Regions from separate parts of the Homo sapiens genome. Here region 1 is linked to region 2. Evidence: read pairs that join two places in POLR2A ChIA-PET (ENCODE). Cell type or tissue: B cell. All regions are shown on one strand. Links, peaks and the distances in the headings refer to the core of each region. The heading gives the core; the rest is flanking DNA.

Region 1 (10,260 bases), core at 3,576-8,575, 300 kb after region 2:
AACCAAAGACATTGAGAGGAGAATTGGAGAGAAATGGAATGGATTTGGGTTGGATTTTGGAGGTAGATTGACAGACCTTGGTGATTTATTAGATGTGGAAGTTGAGTGATAATAAATGAGCAGTGACTCCTAGATTTCTGCCTGTGCAGATAGACAGAGTGTTCATATACTGAGTTGAGGAACCCTGGAGGAGGAAGATTTCACAGTATGTCAAAAGCCCCTTTTTGGTATTGAGTTTAGAATGCTAGAGAGATACTCAAGTAGAGGTGTCAAATGGGCAGTTAAATAGCCTGATGTCCAGAAGAGGGTTATGAATATTTATGTTGTATAAATATCAACACAGAGATGCTGTTTGGTGCTATGGAAGAGCATTGGATAGCCTCAGGTGAGAATAAGGACTGAGAAGGTAAAGCAAAGGATGAATCCTAAGGAACTAGAATTTATACAGGTCTTGTGGAAAAGGAGGAACAATTATAGGAGATTGCTAAGTGTAGAGGCAGGTAGGCCAAAACTAGTAGATTTAGTAATGCATGTGAGTTGAGAGAGTAGAGGCAGTGTATGTAAGCAATGTTATCAGAAACTTATTTGTAAAAGCAAAAATGAGCTTGAATGGTAGTTGATAGAGGTGGACTAGGGGGAGGATGTTTGTTTTTAATATTGTTTTATGTGAGAAATACCAAAGTATATATAAATGCTGATCAATGGTGAGGCTCTAGGAGAGGTTGGAGATGCTGAGAGGCAGGAATGAATGAAACCCCAATTACTCATGCAGAATTAGTCTTCAATAGTAGATATGTCAGGACCAGTGTAGAAAACATTCCACTTTAATGATACTAAAGATAAGTCACCTTTAATTCATCCATATAAAATATGTTATGAGAAATTTTTCTTTGACTAAAATCCTTAAAACTATGAATTTATGACTTAGTAATTTTGTTGTTGCTGTGGTTACTAGAGAACCTTTTTTTATAGCTCAAATATAATTGGGTCAGAACATTTTCTCTAAAGCCTTAGATATTTTTCCTTTTCAGGGACATTAAAAATGGATTTGATTGTTCCCATATTTGAAGAGTATTTGTATTTATCAGTAATGGTACAAAATAACTAAGTATTGAAAGTATTAGAAAACAGTTTCTGGACTTTATTTGGTTTAAGTTTTTCTTTTTTATTTTACAGAGTCAAGTAAAGAACAGTTTGCCAGTACAAACATTGCTGAAGAGCTAGTAAAACTCTTCAAGAAACAAATAGAACATGATAAGAGAGAAATGATTTTTGAAGTTCTTGCTCCATTGGCAGAAAATGGTGAGAAACTTAAATGCACCTTTGGATTTTTGATCATGTATGCTTTAAACTTTTTTCCTAATATTATTTAATTGCCAGCCATTTGACTCAAAACCATTCTTTATTAGTGATATGTTTTATTTTGCATATCTCTAACTTTAGCTATGTTATCTACTCCATAGCTATATCTACATTGGCCAAAGCAACTTTCCAGGTTCCTTTGATTTTAAAATCTTAGAAAAGATACTTCTGTAGCTAACACATTCTTGTGCCATTCTGGAAAAGGCAGCTGAGAGGCTGAGCTCTACTTCTACACACTTGTAAGGCAAAGGGGATAAAAGTTGGAGTCTCAGGCCTGCCAACAGTGAAGATACTGGTTAATCACTCCCTTCTTTGGGCAGAAAAATCTTAAGAGATGCATCGTAGAAATAAGAATGAATCAGAAGAAACAAACTATTCCATATTAGTAATTTTTCAAATATAATGTCTAACACGTACTCAAAGAGGATCAGATATTAATACATAAGACAAAACACACTGTAAGCAAGAGTAGGCAGCAAATCTTCAGATACTGGAATTATTAGACACTGATTCAAAACAGGTGTGCTTATTGTGTTCAAAGAGGTAAAAGCTAGCTTAAATAATTTAGAAGGAAACTAAAAACTATTTTTAAAAAGTGGCATAGCAGATTTAAGAATGAAATAAATGGAAATTTCTGAATTGAAAAATACAACCAAAATTAAGAATTCAGTGGGTGGTTTAATAGCAGATTTAATAGATACTGTTGAATTAAAGAACCAGTGAACTGGAAAACGGGTTGGAAAGAAATCCAATATGAACTAAAAGGAAAGAAGAACACATTTACATAAAAGAGAATAAGAGGTCAGAGGAAAAAATGAGACATTCTCATATGCATTTTTTGGAGTCCCAAAAGGAGAGTAGAGAAGGTGGGGAGGGGAGTGTGCAGAGGCAATATTTGAAGAAATTTTGGCAGAGAATTTATCAGAAATTATGAAAAATGCAAAGATCCAAGAAGCCCTTTGAACCCAAAATATGATAAACAAAAATCCACATCTAGATGCCTCATACTGAAAATGTAGAAAACCAATGACCAAAATTATTATCTTCAAAGTAACAACAGTTTGGCTGACAGCTACCTTCTCAACAGCAACAATGAAAGCCAGATGTTATAAATGTGGTTTGTCAGAAGGAAAATGATATAGATGCAGGGGAGAATAAAGACCAAAAAAAACGGTAGATATATAGGTAAATCTTATAAACATTGAATATATCAAAAAAATAACTTATTGTGAAGTTTACAATGTACATTTATGTGATTTAAAATATACCACAAACTGAGCTTATAAATAAGAAGAAAGGTAAAAGGAGTTAGAGTCCTAAGACACTTGTGTTATCTGGAAGACTCTGGTTATTTAGTCACTTTTAACTTTTAAGGTGACTACTAAAGTAATTTTTTAAAATGATATATAGCTGCAGAACAAATGGAAGCGACTTATGGAAAGGTTTTTTAATACCCTAGTAATGCAAAACAAGAAAAAAGAGGAAAGAAAAAGGAACACGAATCATAGAGGACAAATGAAGCATAAAAATACAGTTTTAAGACACAGTATTTCAGTAATTACGTTAAATGTGGCCTAAATGCTCTAATTAAAAGACCATTTGTCACTTGTGTTTTAAAATAAATAACTATACTACTTAAGCAATACTTATTAAATATGAGATTTAAAAGATTGAGAATAATAGGGTAGAAAAAATATACCAGTGAAACCTAAGGAAGGCTGGGGTAGTTATATTAATATCAAGTAAAATAGATTTTAAGATGAAAAGACTTGCTAGAGATAAAGAGGGTGACTTTAGTAATAAAAGGTCCAATTTACCTAGAAAAAAAATAACCGTTATACATTATCCCAAAACATACGGAGCAAAAACATTCAGAACTATGAAGAGAAACAGACAAATCCACAAATATTGTGAGAAATTTTAATACCTCTTTCAATAATTTATAGAATAAGATAGAAGAATAAGGTTATAGAAAATTTGAAAATGATTAAGACAATTGATTTAATGGACCTATTTTAGAACACTTCAACTACAGAGCTCTTTCAAGTACATATGAAACATTTAAGAACATGTATACTTGTCATGAAAGAAAGAAATTTCAAAAGATTGCTATCATACAAAGTATTTCTTTGACCTAAGTGAGTTGTCTAGTAACCAATTATAAAAAGAAAACCAGGAAATCGCTGTATGTTTACATGGTAAGAAATATACTTCCAGTACCTCAGAGGTCAAAAAAGAATTGTAATGGAAATTAGAAATTTTTCTAGTAGTGAAAATGAAAATGCTATATCTCAGATCTTACGTGTTACAAGTAAAGACCTATTCAGAGGGAAATTTTTTGCTCTAAATGCTTATATTAGAAAAGGAAAAGAACTAAAATCAATGAGCCCAGTATTCATCTCAGGAATTTAGGGGAAAGAAAATATAAACCCAAAAAACCACAAGGTAATTTTTCAACCCTCACCTTCCAATTTGTGTGAATATGCTCATAGTAGTCTCTGATAATCTTTTGTATTTCTGTGGTAGCAGCTATAATGTCACCTTTATTGTTTCTGATTGTACTTATTTGAATCTTCTCTCTTTTTTTTTGTTAATCTAGCTAGTGGTCTATTAATTTTGTTAATCTGCACTTGTACTCCCTAAATCTACAAAAAAAAATTTTTTAAGTAGTTAACTGGAATAAAATACAACAATGTTAACAAAATCCAAGAGTAATATATATTCTTTTAAAAAGCAGAAGAAAAGATAGGGTATCAACCTAAGTGTCCATCAGTGGATGAGTGGATAAAGAAAATGGGGTGTGTATACACACACACACACACACACACAACATGGAATACTACTCAGCTATAAAAAAGAATGAAATAATGTCTTTTGCAGCAACTTAAATGGAACTAGAGGGCATTAATTCTAAGTGAAGTAACCAAATGCCACCTATTCTCACAAGTGGCAGCTACGCTATGTGTACACAAAGGCATAGAGAGTGGATAGAATGGACTTTGGAGACAGAGGGAGGTAGTGAGATGAGGGGGTGAGGGGTAAAAAACTACTTATTAGGTACAGTGTACACTATTCAGATGACAGATGACCTAAAATCCTAGACTTTGCCACTATACAATTCATCCATGTAACCAAAAACCACTTGTACCACTAAAGCTATTGAAATTTTAAAAAAAATAATAATAAGCAGAAGGAAGGAAATGTAAAGAGCTGAAATAAAATGGAAAACATACAGTGCAACACAAACATATAATTACTACAGTTGAGTCTGAAAAGACAGTGGAATTGGTAAACCCGTAGTGAGATTAATGATGAAAAGAGAGAGAAAGCATAATTAACCAAAATTAAGAATGCAAGAGGAGGAGACCTTACCGCAGGTCTTACAGCTATTAAGAGGATATTATGAACAATTTGATGCCCATATATTTTATATATATATATATTTTTTTTTTTCCCTCCCCCGCAAGATGGAGTCTCACTCTGTCACCCAGGCTGGAGTGCAGTGGCACCATCTCGGCTCACTGCAGCCTCCACCTGGGATGCAGCCTCCATCTCCGAGGTTCAAGCAATTCTCCTGCCTCGGCTTCTCAAGTAGGTGGGATTACAGGCGCCTCCTACCACGCCTGGCTAATTTTTTTATTTTTATTTTTAGTAGACACGGGGTTTCACCATGTTGCCCAGGCTGATCTCAAACTCCTGACCTCAGGTGATCCACCTGCCTTGGCCTCCCAAAATACTGGGATTACAGGCATGAGCCACCGTGCCTGGCCTGATGCCAATATATTTTAAAGTATGACTGATACAAGAATAGAAAAGCTGAGTAATCTTACCTTAAGAATTCTTCCAGAGAATAGGAAAAGGAAATATACTTACCAATTTATTTTAATGAGGCTAATGAAACCTTTATACCAAATCCCAACAAAGACAATACATGAATGAAAATTAAAGGCTAGTCTCACCATGAACATAGATCCAAAATTCCTCCTAAAATTTTAGCAAATTTACTCTAGTAATATATTAAAAAAATTAATCACACCAAATTGCATTTATTCTGAAAGTGTAACACAATTTAATATTTGAAATGCAACTAGTATAATTCATCACCTTAAAATATTTAAGGGGAGAAACCATGATCTTCTCAGATTTTAAAAAAAGCTTTTCATAAAATTAAGTGTTCATTCATTATTTTTAAAAACTTAGGAAAACAGGACTAGGAAGGTCTTCAATCTGAAAAAGATATCTATGAGAAGGCTGAAGAAAACATCACAATCAATGGTGAAATAAAAAAGCATTTGCTTTGAGATTGGGACAAGAAGGATCATCCCCGCTTCCATTTAACATTGTATTGTAAGAAGTATCCAGTGCATTAAAGAGAATAAAAGAAAAAAAATTAAGATAAAGCAATAAAACTCTCATTCATTTATGATGTGATTATGCATATTTAATTCAAAAGAATCTATAGATCAGTTTTATAGATCTTTTTTTAAATCAGAATTTTGTTAGGTTACTGCCAAAAAACAAACAAGAATTTCTATATACCAAAAAAGAAAAAACAGAAAATAAAATGTGAAAAATACGTTGGATAGCCCTTTTAGCTGGAACTGCCACCTTCCAGTAATTTAACAAAATAATGAACACAAAGGGAAAGAGAAGCATCTGATATGTATTCTGTAGGCCTTTTAGAAAATACGGAGTTGTTCCTTTAGCCACATACATTCAAATCTACAGGAAAGGTGATATTGTAGACATCAGAGGAATGCATCCTGTTCAAAAAGGGAATGCCCCACAAATTTTACCATGGAAAACCAAGAGTCTATGGTGTTACCCGGCATGGTACTAGTGTTGTTGTAAACAAACAAGGGCAAGATTGTTGCCAAAATAATTAATGTGTATAATGAGCATATTAAGCACTCAAGAGCCAAGATACCTCCCCGAAACACATGAAGGAAAGATAGGAAAAGAAAAAGAAGGGAGCCAAAGAGAAATGTACCTGAGTTCAACTGAAGCAACAGTCTGTTCCACCTAGAGAAGCGCACTTTGTGAGAACAAACGGAAGGGGCCTGAGCTGCTGGAACCTCTTCCCTATGAATTCATGGCATAATAGGTGTTTTCAAGATAAAAGGCTTCTAGACTATTAAAAAGTATATAAAAAATTAATTCCAGATAGATTGACCTAAATGTGAAAGTTAAAACTTCAGAGGGTTTATCTTAAAATGTAAGCTAGGAGAATATCATCATGGCCTTGAAATACTTTTCTTAGATCACAAAAAGCTCTAATCATAAAGGAAAAAATTGAGACATTGGTTACTTTAAAAGTAAAACTTCTGGCTAGCCTGGTGGCTCATGACTGCAATCCTAATGGCTTTGGGAGGGCAAGACGAGGATCACTTGAGACCAGGAGTTCGAGACCAGCCTGAGCAACATAGTGAGGCCTCATCTCTACCAAAAACAAATAAATAAAAGTTAAAACTCTTTTTTTAAAGACACCGTTAAGAGTGAAAAGCAAGACTGGATGAGAGAATATAATTATAACATATAACTGACAGAGGGCTTGTGTATACAGTGTATAAAAACTCTTAAAAATCATTAAGAAAAATGTGAAAAACATTTTAATAAGCACTTGACAAAAGATTTATATTAAGTCCAACAGACTTAATATAGATATGAAAATGTTCACTCTTAGGTAACACAAAATAAAACCACAATAAAATACCACTATACACCCACTGGAAAGTCTCATAAACCAACTGTTGATGAGGGTGTGGAACAGTGGGAGTGTAAATTGGTACAATTGGGAAGTAGTATCTATTGAAGTTGAAGCAATAGATCCAACAATTCTGCTCTTAGAAATATACCCAGAAGCTTGTGCACATGTATACCAGGAACTGTTACAGGAATGTTCAAAGCAGCATTATTTATAATGAAAAATTGGAAACAACCAAAATCCATTAACAGTAGAATGAATAAATCATAGGATATTAATATAATGGAAAAATATAGAGTTATGAAAAGGAATGAAGACAGCTGTAACCATTACTGTGGATGAATCTCATAATGTTGAAAGGAAAAAGCCAACACTGAAAAATACATATTGTATGATTCAATTTATATAAAGTTAAAAACAAAAAGTAAAACTAAACTGTAGTTTTTAGGAATGATTATTTACTTGGTAAAATGATGAAAGTATAGAAGTGATTACCATAATAACCAGGATGATTTGAGACAAATGAAGGAAGGGGTTTGTTATCAGAAACAGAAATGCAGAGATAGGCTTCCTGAGTTGTTGGCAATGAATTTCTTGATCTAGGTGATAGATACATGGTTATTTGCTTTCTAATAATATATTAAACTTAACTTGGATATTTTATGCACTTCTCTGCATTTGTGGTTTTCTTTCACTCTTTAAAAAAAGTTTTAAAATACCTATATATGATGCATACATGATACATACAAGTGTACATTCATACATATGTGTGTAAACAGTGGTGATAAAGATACTTGTCCTTGGACAGAATGGTTTTGGTAAATGTGCTGGGCTGTCTGCTTTGGCAGAATGTCTTGCTAATCCTAATTAAGGTAGTTTAAGCCTCCTATATATTTGTTTTCAGGTATTTGATTTCAGTCAAATTGTGAGAAGAGATTATCTGTAAACTTTAACATTGAGACATTTAGGCTGGGAGTGATGGCTTACGCCTGTAATTCCAGCACTTTCAGAGGCCAAGGCAGAAGGATTGCTTGAGCCAGGAGTTCAAGACCAACCTGGGCAACACAGCAAGACCCTGTCTCAAAAAAAAAAATTAATTAAAATTTTAAAACTACAATATTGACACATTTAAAATTTCTTAAATGTCTTAGGTCCTATTTCTTAGGGAGAAATTTGTTTTTTATCTCATTGGTGTTTTGGCAAAGTAAAAATTTTACTGTGACCTTCAGTCAATTTTAGGCCATAAAATAACCTATAACTTTCCTTGCAGTATTTCAAAATAACAATGTGTTGATATTTATTACTGTTTTCCCCTCTGCCTTCACATCTGTTTTATAATTGCACAATGGATAGGATGATACCATTGAAGGCTTGTTTTTGGACTAATTCTTTGCATGTATCATCCTTCATTTTCCCAGTACACGAAGGAGAGTGATTTCAGCATTAGAAGTTGGGATTTGTATAGTTCAAGGATTTTAGTATTTTTAAGGCTTTTTCATCATAGTTTTTAATTCTAGTCACCACACATCTCTAGCCCTAGCATTCTGTAACCAAGGAAACGCCCTACTTTTAGCATGGCACAGTACAAGTGTACCTTTTAAAGAAATATTCCAGGTTGAATACTCTGTGTATTCTGAGATAATATTCAAAAGAAGATCAGTGATCCTAGTGATTCAAAAAAGCCAAATTTTAACACATTAAAATTGCCTGAAAGTCTTAAGTATTTATTTTTAAAAGTCTTTATTTTTCCTAAATGATAAGCTGAAGCTGCCATTGCCATATATGGATGCATATACAGCTTAGGGAAACCAATGACTAAAATAAAATCCAACTGAAAAAATAAAGTTTAAATTTAAAAATTTCTGGCCAGGTACAGTGGCTCATGCCTGTAATCCTAGCACTTTGGGAGGCCAAGGCAGGAAGATTGCTTGAGGCCATGAGTTCAAGACCAGCCTAGGCAACATAGTGAGACCCTGTCTCTACAAAAAAAGTTTAAAAATTAGCCAGGCATGGTGGCATGCACTTTTAGTCCCAGCTACTCAGGAGGCTGAGATAGGAGGATTGCTTGAGCCCAGGAGTTCAAGGATGCAGTGAGCTATGATCATACCACTGCGCTCCAGCCTGGGCAACGGAGCGAGACACTGTCTCTTAAACAAAAAATCTGTGTTGCAAATGTATTTTTCAGGTGAGTTGACTAGCATTTATCTTAAGGAGTATCAACTACACTCAAAGCATTTAGATAGGCCAGTTTAGGTTAAGATACAAAGATGAGTAAGGTGTATCTATTGGGGGAACCAGCCCCCAATATTTCAATGTATGTTCTATTTTCCCTAAATGTCGGCCCATCTGAGAAATAGAGAAAGAGTACAAAAAGAGGAATTCTACAGCTGGGCCTCCAGGGGTGACATCACATATCGGTAGGTCCGTGATGTCCCCTGAGCCACAAAACCAGGAAGTTTTTATTAGGGATTTCAAAAGGGGAGGGAGTGTACAGGGAGTAGGTCACAAAGATCACGTGCTTTACAGGGCAATAAAGATCACAAGGCAAGGGCAAAGCAAAGATCACAAGGCAAAGGGCAAAATTAGAATTACTGATGAGGGTCTATGTTTGGCTGTGCACGTATTATCTTGATAAACACCTTAAACAACAGAAAACAGCGTTCGAGAGCAGAGAACCGGTCTGACCTCAAACTTACCAGGGCGGGATCTTTTCCGCACCCTAATAAGCCTGAGGGTACTGCAGGAGACCAGGGCGTATTTCAGTCCTTATCTCAACCGCATAAGACAGATACTCCCAGAGCGGCCATTTATAGACCTCCCCCCAGGAATGCAATTCCTTCCCCAGGGTATTACTATTTTTTTTTTTATTATACTTTAAGTTTTAGGGTACATGTACACATTGTGCAGGTTAGTTACATATGTATACATGTGCCATGCTGGTGCGCTGCACCCACTAACTCGTCATCTAGCATTAGGTATATCTCCCAATGCTATCCCTCCCCGCTCCCCCCACCCCACCACAGTCCCCAGAGTGTGATATTCCCCTTCCAGTGTCCATGTGATCTCATCGTTCAATTCCCACCTATGAGTGAGAATATGCAGTGTTTGGTTTTTGTTCTTGCGATAGTTTACTGAGAATGATGATTTCCAATTTCATCCATGTCACTACAAAGGACATGAACTCATCATTTTTT
Region 2 (10,260 bases), core at 1,977-6,976:
CTGAGAATGCCTTCTAAATCCATCATGTAGTCAGAGGACTGAAGATGAGAGCCAGGGATAAAATGGAGAATTCTGGGTCACCTTCTTTTACATTTTCTCTGATCTTTTATCTACTTTATAATTAAGGACAGTATATTTTAGTACATGGCTACATGTGCTGTATAATCAAACGGGCTTCAATTTAACTTTAGCTCTGCCATTTAATAGCTGCATGATCTTGAACATGTTATTTATCCCCTCTAACCCTTGCATTTTTTACTGATAAAATAGATGTAACAATATTAACTATGCAAAGCTTGCTGTGAAGATTAAATGAGTTAATGCATATATAGTAGATAGCACAAGATTTGGCTTATAAAAAAACAATTAACTTGGGGGGATGGGGGGCTAGGGGAGAGATAGCATTAGGAGAAATACCTAATATAGATGATGGGTTGATGGGTGCAGCAAAACACTATGGCACATGTATACCCATGTAACAAGCCTGCATGTTCTGCACATGTATCCCAAAACTTAAAGTATAATTTAAAAAATCAATAACTTTCATATACATTACACCAAAATGTAATACTTCTTGGAGTTTTTCATACTAATTTTTCCTTTCTTTACAGCATAGCCTAGTCTGAATTATTAAAATACTTTTCTAGTCAAGAGCTACATTAAAGGTATACTATATTTTTTTACTTACTGGACTATATCATACTGTCCTGGACCAGGACCTGACTTTTTAGGTAACTCTTGTCTTCCTGAAGAGTTGCCAAAATGTATACCTTTGTATTTCAAAGTTGCATTGGAAACATCCTAAAAAATAAAAAGTTTTAAAAAGTGAGGATGAAACATAGTTTAAATAAGTCATGAAACAATGTTTGGCTTTACCTAAGTCTAAATCTAAAGCAAGGATAGCCTCAGTAAGGGGGTTCCACTGGTAAATGCTAAAGTGCTCTTGGATAGATCCCAGGCTAAGTTGTCACTGTTGGTTCCCATTCCACTCCTGAGTCAGCTAGGGTTCCCAGAGAAGTACCTCTAACATTAGCATATTCTCAACCAATATGAACAGCTTTGCTCTTGGCAGTACACCCAGTAATCTAAAACCTTAAGAAAAATGAAAATTAGCTCCTCATCATTTAAAAAAGAGAGAGGGGATAACATTATTTGGGAAATAGAAATACCTATTAAAAATTACCTTAACTAAACAGATTGAAAAAATGCAAACATCACCAATGGTCATTACATAACTTCATATTAATGTAACCTTTAAACAGAGTTAGAAATACTTAACAATAAATTAAACACTACCCTAGTTCATTTTATTGCTAATGCTTAAAGACAGGATCAGTCTTTTAATGACAGAGAAATTATTTGTGACATGAGAAATAATCATCTTTCCTTTATACCCACTACAATAAATGTTAAAATTAAGCATGAACCATAAAAAGTTTAAGCACACTGTTTCACCAGAAACTAAAACAATAAAGCATAACACAACAGTAGCTTCTTTTTTACAGGAATCCTCTTGACCTAAAACATTCTTAGTTGAGAAATCATTTAAGAATATTTTAAAACATATTTTTAAGCTAATGGTATTTACTATAATTTCCATAACATATAGTTTAACAATGTGTCAAGTTGTTACAGCAGGTAGACAGCCTGACATGAGCAGGGTAAGAGAGAGCCCCCCCAGCCAAGAATGTCAGGCGACCATCAGGTGATGGTCAGGCAGTTGTTAACAGTCTAAAATAATAATTCATTGCAGCTGGCACCAGGGAAAGGCAGTCTCCCAAGAGAAAAATCCTGAAGCTGGTGATCAGCAGCTTCCAGATAACATCTCAGGAGTTGCGCGAATGGGCTCACACATGCACACTAAAAGGCAAAATGGCCGTGTTTAACCAGCATATGACCCTCTAGGCGCATTCAACTGGAAAGGTAAGAATGCCTCAAGTGAGCATGTGTACAACTCCAGTAAACACACTGCACACGTGGCCCCTCTCAAGTGCTAGAAAGCCACTGAGCATGTGAACAGCCCACCCCAAGGAAAGACTCAGGGGACAAGTAATGCAAGACCCTGGAAGCATGCCAACATACAAAACCCAAAGTTAAAAGGTCAATCCATGCACTTGATCTCTCAAATCACCTGCTGGGCCCTCTTCCAAGTGTTCTTTACTTCCTTTTTAATAAATTTTTACTCCCACTCTAAAACTTGCCTTGGTCTCTCACTCTGCCTTATGCCCCTCGATTGAATTCTCTCTTATGAGGAGGCAAGAATTGAGCTGGCTGCATACCCATAAGGATTTGTAACCGCTAAGTTGTTCTAGGTGGCTATTACTATTCTACAGCAGTGGAACCAACCTCTCTCAGTTACCATTATAAGCAATAATAATGCAGTAAGTAGCAACATTAGTGACAAAAGCATAATTTCAGTACAAAATGGTGAATCAAATCCATACCTGCCCCACCCGACTCCAAAATTTTAAAAGAAGTATATCAAATAGACACAAGTAAGTGCTAGAAACTTCACATGCCAGAAACTTTAAGGACTTTCTGGAAGATATAGCACAGCAAAGACTAGAACCAGAAAAGGACCTCATTACATATGAAAAGAGTCTCAGCTGAACCCACTTAACATCCCCAGAACCAGAAAAGGACCTCATTACATTTGAAAAGAGTCTCAGCTGAACCCTCTTAACATCCCCAGAACCAGAAAAGGACCTCATTACATTTGAAAAGAGTCTCAGCTGAACCCTCTTAACATCCCCAAAAAAACAGAAACTGGAGATAAACTCTTAGGTAGCGAGTAGGGGGCAATTCTCAAAACTACTAGCACCTTTGGAGATGTGCACCAGTGCCATTACATTAAGTGATGAGGAGAATGCTAACCTCCACTTTATTATTGGCAGATGTAGTTGAAACTAAATTGAAAGCACTTTCCCCTGCCCCTAGTGACTTTCTAGTTAGAGAGGCACCACTCCAGAAAGCTTTGAGGTGCCACAACAAAATCCAAAAAGAAGCTGGCGCACACTAAAATTCCTTGAACTTACCACTAACACCTAGCCCCCACACATTATAATATATAAGCACAATAGAATTAACTTTCCCTTCTACATCTGCCTGGCCTGAAAAAATTAAATGCGGATTGTGATGGTCAACTTTAGATGTCAATTTGACTGAGTTAAGGAATACTCACATAGCTGATAAAGTGTTATTTCTGGGTATGTATTTGAGGCTGTTTCCAGAATAGATAGGCATTTGAATCAGTGAACCATCCTCACCCAATGTCGTGGGCACCTTTCAATCAGCTGAGGGCCCAGATAGAACAAAAAGACAGAAGAAAGGTAAATTTGTTCTCTTTTCTGGATCTGAGATGCCCATCTTCTCCTACCTTCGGACATCAGAACTCCAGGTTTTCTAGCCTTTGGATTCTTGGACTTTCCCCAGCAGCCCCTCAGGTTCTCAGGCTTTTATCCTTGGACTAAGAGTTATACCATCAGCTCCCGTGGTTCTCAGGCCTTCAGACTTGAACTCAGCTACTCCACCAGCTCCCTTATTTCTCCAGCTTGCAGACAGCATATCATGGGACTTCTCAGCCTCCATAATCACATGAGCCAATTCCCAGAATAAACCCCATCTCACATATATAGTTATGTACCACATAATGATGTTTCAATGATGGACTGCATATATGACAATGGACCAGATATACAATGGTGAGCCCGTAAGATTATAACACCATATATTTATTGTTCCCTTTCAATGTTTAGATGTATTTAGATACACAAATACCATTGTGTATCTGTATCTTTGTAATCTGTACCAGACAGTACAATAACATGCTATTCAGGCTTGAACCACAGAAACAATGGGCTATACCATATAGCTTAGGTGTGTCATAGACTATACCATCTAGATTTGTGTAAATATACTCTATGATGTTCACACAATGACAAAATCACCTAACAATGCATTTCTTAGGACGTATCCCTATCATTGATTGACACATGACTGTGTAAGCATTGGTTCTGTTTCTCTGCAGAATCCTAATACAAAGACTAACACAACCTCTGACAGAACTTTAATGTTTGCATGAAGTAAAATGAGACCTTTGTTGATTCTTTTTTCATAGATGCAAACGTGTACAGAAAATTATAGTTTTTCTAAAGAGTTATCCTGCTTTGATTTTAGTAAATCCCCTTGATTGTTTCTTTCTTTGGTGGTAGAGAATATTGGAGCTGAGAAGAGAGAAACAAGAAGTCGTCTGCTATGTCCAAGTAGAATTCAGACATGTTTTGGAATACCTGGTGAACAAAGCAAAACAACCAAAAGGCAAATGTAAAAACTAATCCTATGAGAAGAAGGAGATAATCATGATGCCCCACACCTAGTAAGAAAATCTTAGTGTCAAAAGAGTGGCAATGCTAAATACTGGGGATTTTCTGTCAACTGGGTTTGCGTTCTAACACAGACAATCCTCAATGACTTTATGCCTCATATCCTTTTGAGTGTGAAGAAACTATGAAAAAAAAAAAAAACTAAAACAACTGTTTCATTAAAATATTGGCTAAAAGAAAAAAAAAAACCTGCACTACTTTTGAACCTTTCTAACAGAGTATAACACGAAGAAAGACATCATCATCCTCCCCCTACTTTATCCCAGCTAATCCGGCAGCTTTAGCTGTGAAAGAGAACATTGGTGGAAATGCCCAGCAGAGAGCACCATATGGCAAGAGACTGAAGTGCCTGGTGGAACAGCAGCTGTACTCAATGGAAAGAGACTTATTCGGGAGCATAGCTGAGACAGCCCCCAGGGATGTCTAGAAATACATGGGTAGAAGAACTTTGCAAAAGGCTATATGTCCTCTACATTGATAGTTACAGACAAAAAAAAATGGTATTTAAGTTATTAACATTATTGCAACTCTCTTTAGTAACTCCAATCCAATGAAGCCTGGGAAAATGTGTTATATAAATAAAAAGGATTAATCCTTATTTCCTCTAGGAATATTTCCAGCACTGTACGTGGTCTCAGTGGGCTTGAATTATTGATCTGCAAATCCCTTCTGCTGCAACACAAAGAGCAGAAAGGCATTTGCCCTTCTTCACTATGGACATTCAGCTTTAACACTGAGTGATGAGTGACAGTCTTATAAAGCACTATCTCAAAGTAATATATTATTATTCTTAATAGCATTATTATTATTATTACAAGTAGGGATTCTAATTTGATACACAATTCCAAAGCCCAGCCCCTTGTCATGTCCTTGAAGGAACAAAGCTATGAATAAAAACTGAAAGAGCTATCCCACAAATCTCTGCAACACATAGGGTATATATACACTACTTTGGAATTCCTAAGTATAACACAAAAGGAAATAAGGGAGTCAGACCATCCAAAGGCATTGGGTTTGGTGGGTGTAGGGGGGCAGAGACAAATGCTATAAAACTTAGCAGAATGACTTACAAAAGTGGCAGAGTCTGACATGTCCAGCACAGCAGTACATGCCAGTAAAAGAGCACGGAGAAACCCTAGCATCCACTAGAGTAGTTGAAAACACTCCTCTCTCCTCTTCTTATAGGGTCAGTGGCAATTCCAAAGACTGCTGTGCCAAACAGAACTTAAGGAAGAGAGAGAACCTAGCCAAACAACACTTTCTCTTGCTAAAGTAAGTGCTCCAGATCACCTTTCAAATGCAATTACCTAATACAACCATGGATTTTAAAGTACATAGGCAGTTTTGATGGCAGAAAGAATGAAATTTCCCATTTATGTTAGAGTTTATTTTTAACTCAGAAATAAAGCAGAACATCATAATTGTGCATATTTTTTTCTACTATATTATGACCATAACAGACAGTGAAGTACAAAATGTGAAACTACATTCTAATATAATATAGTCATGCTGGATATTTTAGACATTGTATATATTTCACACAAGAACATATCTAATATGTTGATTTACTATAGCCTATACATTTGTCAAAAAATCAGTATTTTAAAATACAGCATTTTGATGTCATCTTTTACATCACATTTTTATAGCCTAAAATCATGTTAAGGTTTTGTATTAACTCTTTTAATGCAAGGATTCAAGACCTTGAGCAGGATTCTATTGAAGAAGCTTTCTTTAAGTGAATTTACATTATTGAGATTTTATGATTCAATTGTTTCACAATTCTAATAGTAATCCAGTAGGAGGAAAGATTATGTATGTGTACATGTGCACACACACACAATTTAAGACCCCACAATAATATCCATTTTTTTTTTTTTGTGTGTGTGTGTGTGTGTGTGTGTGTCTACAATAATATCCATTTCATTTAAACCACATGAATTGACAAGTACTTAACTCATTAACCTCTGCGGTACTCAGGTAGATGTTGAATCAGAAATTTAAAAGGCTTTTAAAAATACAGACAGAAAACAAAGGATAAATTGATGCACTCTTATCTCTAAATTACAGTTTCTTTTATGTCAAGAAGTGTTGGCAATACCAACTTCAAGGTCACTGTCAATTTTGAAAATCATTAGCAAATAAAATATGACTTAATTGAAGCAAACTCAGCATGGAACTGCATTATTTTAAGTAAATGCTATATTATAATTTGAAGAAGAATTACTAACTGCCACTCTCACTGACAATTAAATAAATGAAGATGGGGCTATGCAACTTTCCCCCATGTCTTTCCATAATTAAATATGGAAATAGAATTTGTGAAGAATTAAAAGGCCCAAAGTGCAATAATTCAAACACTAATGAACTGTTTTCCAGTGTGGCAGCACACAGGTAGTTCCCAGCATGTTATCATTAGCAAATATGTCAGTATCATCATTCCAATCACAAACTTTGCTTGTGAAATACACCTCTGAAAAATAGATTTCTAATAGTTACCTGGGCTCTTCTAAAAGAAGAAAGAAGCTAAACTTTATCATTCAAAATGTTATATAAAATAACTTTTTTGTAGAATTTCTCTTCACAAATTAAATTTAGCTAAAGTTTAACATTTGTCACTTAGAGTCTTACACAACTCTTAATTCTGTATTTAAGCTTTATTAGACAGCTTCAGCAGATGTGATTCACCAGTTAAGAAAGAATCACAATAATTACCCATCTATTGGATTATTTTCTTAATTTTCTATCAATATGCACCTCTGGAAACTAAACCCACATATAGTATTAAATATTATTTCAAAAAGCAAGCAAAGAGTTACCCAGAATTATCGAAAATTCAGATAAGATTTGAATTAACATTATTACAGTATCAATTTGGCAGTAGTTTGTGAAGAACCTGTGTTTTTCTGCAGGAGAAACAGAAGAAAATAAAGCCTTCAGCTACTGAGCTTTGCCACGCTATCTCTAGTTCTCTCAAATACAAGATGAGGATTTCAAAAAATATCACAATTCCGTTTGTATTAAACTTTGCTGAATCTTCTTGAATATTATGAACTATGTCTTTAACTGATACAGAAAACTACGTTTTTATATGTTTTTAAATTACATCTAGATTTTTATTCCAATAAATAAATAATAAGTTGTATTGATTCAATACTTATTAAATTAGGCCATCAAATAAATTAGGTCATCAAATAAATGTCTTCTTCTTCTTCCTTATTTCTATAAATAATAATTTAGCCAGGAAGTAATCAAGTTTTATATGTCTAAGTAATGCTTATTCATGTGGGGAAAGGATTTTATACATGCAGGGAAGCTTGGAGGCATCATTGTGGCCTTCTAATAGATGACACATTATTCTGAAACAAAAAAAAAATAGCTTAAAGCAAGAATTACATTTTGAGATGTAAGTTATGAGTGATTAGGGAATTATTAAGCTAAAGCCAAGAATCTATGACTAATTGTGAAGAATACTTATTCCAATATGTTAGACCATAGTTATTTTTCTCAGGATATTTTAGGTAAGGAAACTGAGCACAAAGATTAAGTAACTTGGCCAAGGACTAATAACTATTAAGTGGTAGAGTCAGGACACATAACCAGGAAGTCTGGCTCCATTACACTTCTTTGCATAACTTGTCCGTCACCTTGGGGAGAATATCCTAATATCAAATCATAAGACCATTTCACTGGAGTTTTTACAGAATTGAACCTATTGTTCACATAAGAATATCTTACTCAAATATTTAAGATACTTAAATATCTTAATGAAGATTAATTGTCACATTGTTATTAATAGGATGATGGGACAGTCAAGGCCTAGAAGACCAGGTATGTCATAGAGAGAGAGAATGAAATATTCTTGAGACAAAAACTCCCATGGCCAGAAAGAAATGGGAATTCTTATGGTTAGAAAAGGAAACATGTAACTTATATTATCCTTACTTTTCATGTTACCAGAATTAATCTGGTTCTTCAAAAGTTTTATAGCATGAAACAATCCATTAGTCTTAAAATATCTGCCTACTACTGTATTTAAACACAAAATGTATTATTTCTAGTTTGTTCCATAATCAATAGGAATTCTTCTAAAAACTTAAAAATCAAAAATTAAATAATACTGGCTTATATATTTACCTTTATCATTGTTCTTTAATTATTTATGTGAATTTGAGTTATTGTCTGATAACATTTCATTTCAGCCTGAAGACTCCATTTGGTATTTCTTTTAGGGGGTGTGCCAGCAACAAATTCTGTCAGCTTCCATTTATCTGAAAATGTCTTAATTTCTCCTTTATTTTCAAGGAATAGCTTTGCTGATTCTGGAATTCTTGATTGGCAGTCTGTTTTTTCAACACTTTGAATAAGTCATCCCCCTCCCTCTGACCTCATGATTTCTATTAACCTTTTGGAGGATTCCTTCTATATGATATGTCACTTTTTTCTTGCTGCCCTCAAGATTTTCTTTTTGTCTTTGGCTTTCAACAGCTTGACTGTGATGTGTCTAGGTGTGCATCTCTTTGCATTAATCTTACTTAGAGTTTGTTGAGCTTCTTCTTTCTGTAATGTTTTTTCATCAAATTTGGGATGTTTTCAGCCATGATTTCTTCAAATATTCTCTTTTCTCCTTCCTCTTTCTCCTCCGCTTCTGGGATTCCCATTATGTGTATGTTGGTATACTCGACAGTGTCCCCTAGATCTCTGAGGCTCTGAATACTCTTCTTCATCCTATTTTCTTTCTGTTCATCAGACTGCATAATATCAATTGACATGTCTTCAAGTTAACTGATTCTTTCTTCAGCCAATTCAAATTTTCTTTTGGGCTCCTCTAGAAAGTTTTTCATTTCCATTATTGTAATTTTCAAATCCAGATTTCTACTCGGTTTGTTTTTATAATTTCTATCTCTTTATTGATGCTCTCTATTGGGTAAGGCACTATTCTTATACTTCCATTTAGTTCTTCAGACATAGTTTGCTTTATTTCTTTGAACATATTTAAAATAGCTAATTTAAAAATTTTATCTAAGAAGTCTAATGCCTTGGCTTCCTCAAGAACAATTTCTTTTTCTGTATATGGGCCATTTTTTTATTATTTGCATGTCTCAAAATTCTTTGCTGAAACCAGATATTTTGTATGATATAATGTGACAACTATGAAGATCAGAATTCCTACCCTGAGGGTTTGTTTAGTGATTTTCCAAGACTAATTCTCTAAACTCTGTATTCTTTGTACACTGAAATCTCAGCCTAATTAGCTGAGTGGTCAGGTAATGTCTGGACAAAAATTTTCTTAAGTGCCTTGAACCAATAAATCTCCAACCTTTGCCAAGGCCCTCTGTACATGTGTTGAGGCATAATTTTAATGCTCAAGCGGTCAATTTACAAATCTGTGTTTAGCCATCACTTCCTGCTTGTGTAGAGCCTCAAGGTCACCCAAAGGTAAGAGCTTGTAGAATCTCAACTCTTTTTTTTGCAGTGATAGTTTACCAATTCTAAAACTACTTTCAATGTACTATGGGATTAAGCAAATAGGTACATAATTCTGGATAATGGGAGCTAGGTTTCTTACTGTGGAAGTAGCGAGTCAAATATGGAAAGAGAAAGTCTAGAATAAACCTGTAGTGTTAGACTGAAATTGGAGGTATATGTATAAACTCACAGGTTTTAACAGACAAAGAAGAAGTATAGATTTCTTACTCTGTCCATTGAGATGACCTAGAAGCCATAACACCCAGTAACAATGCATGTACCTAGTATACAGATCTTACTTTGAAATACATTCTGCTGCTATGGAAGTAGGGCTCCTTAAAGAAGTGGCTGATTGCAAGGCTCAGGCAAGCAAATGAATAAAATGAACCTGGAATATCTTTTTATGCCA

What was found. Peaks named below come from ENCODE experiments on the same cell type or tissue, not always from the same donor. Only the 100,000 strongest peaks of a DNase experiment are listed, where the experiment ranks them.
Region 1: POLR2A ChIA-PET joins it to region 2 with 7 read pairs; 3 of 35 experiments call an interaction of 5 or more read pairs at or near these places.

Annotation. Positions count from the first base shown.
Region 1 is chr4:98,403,301-98,413,560 of GRCh38, forward strand. RAP1GDS1 (Rap1 GTPase-GDP dissociation stimulator 1) reads left to right here. Exons shown (of 15, transcript NM_001100427.2): 7 at 1,177-1,302. It also overlaps the pseudogene RPL21P48. Among named protein-coding and RNA genes, the nearest start is that of RAP1GDS1, 150 kb to the left of the region's middle. In B cell, for the core only: no CTCF peak of the experiment used is centred there; no DNase peak of the experiment used is centred there.
Region 2 is chr4:98,108,505-98,118,764 of GRCh38, forward strand. It overlaps STPG2 (sperm tail PG-rich repeat containing 2), which reads right to left. Exons shown (of 11, transcript NM_174952.3): 4 at 689-801. Among named protein-coding and RNA genes, the nearest start is that of STPG2, 30 kb to the right of the region's middle. RefSeq lists an enhancer at 2,267-3,092. In B cell, for the core only: no CTCF peak of the experiment used is centred there; a DNase peak (open chromatin) is centred at 4,717.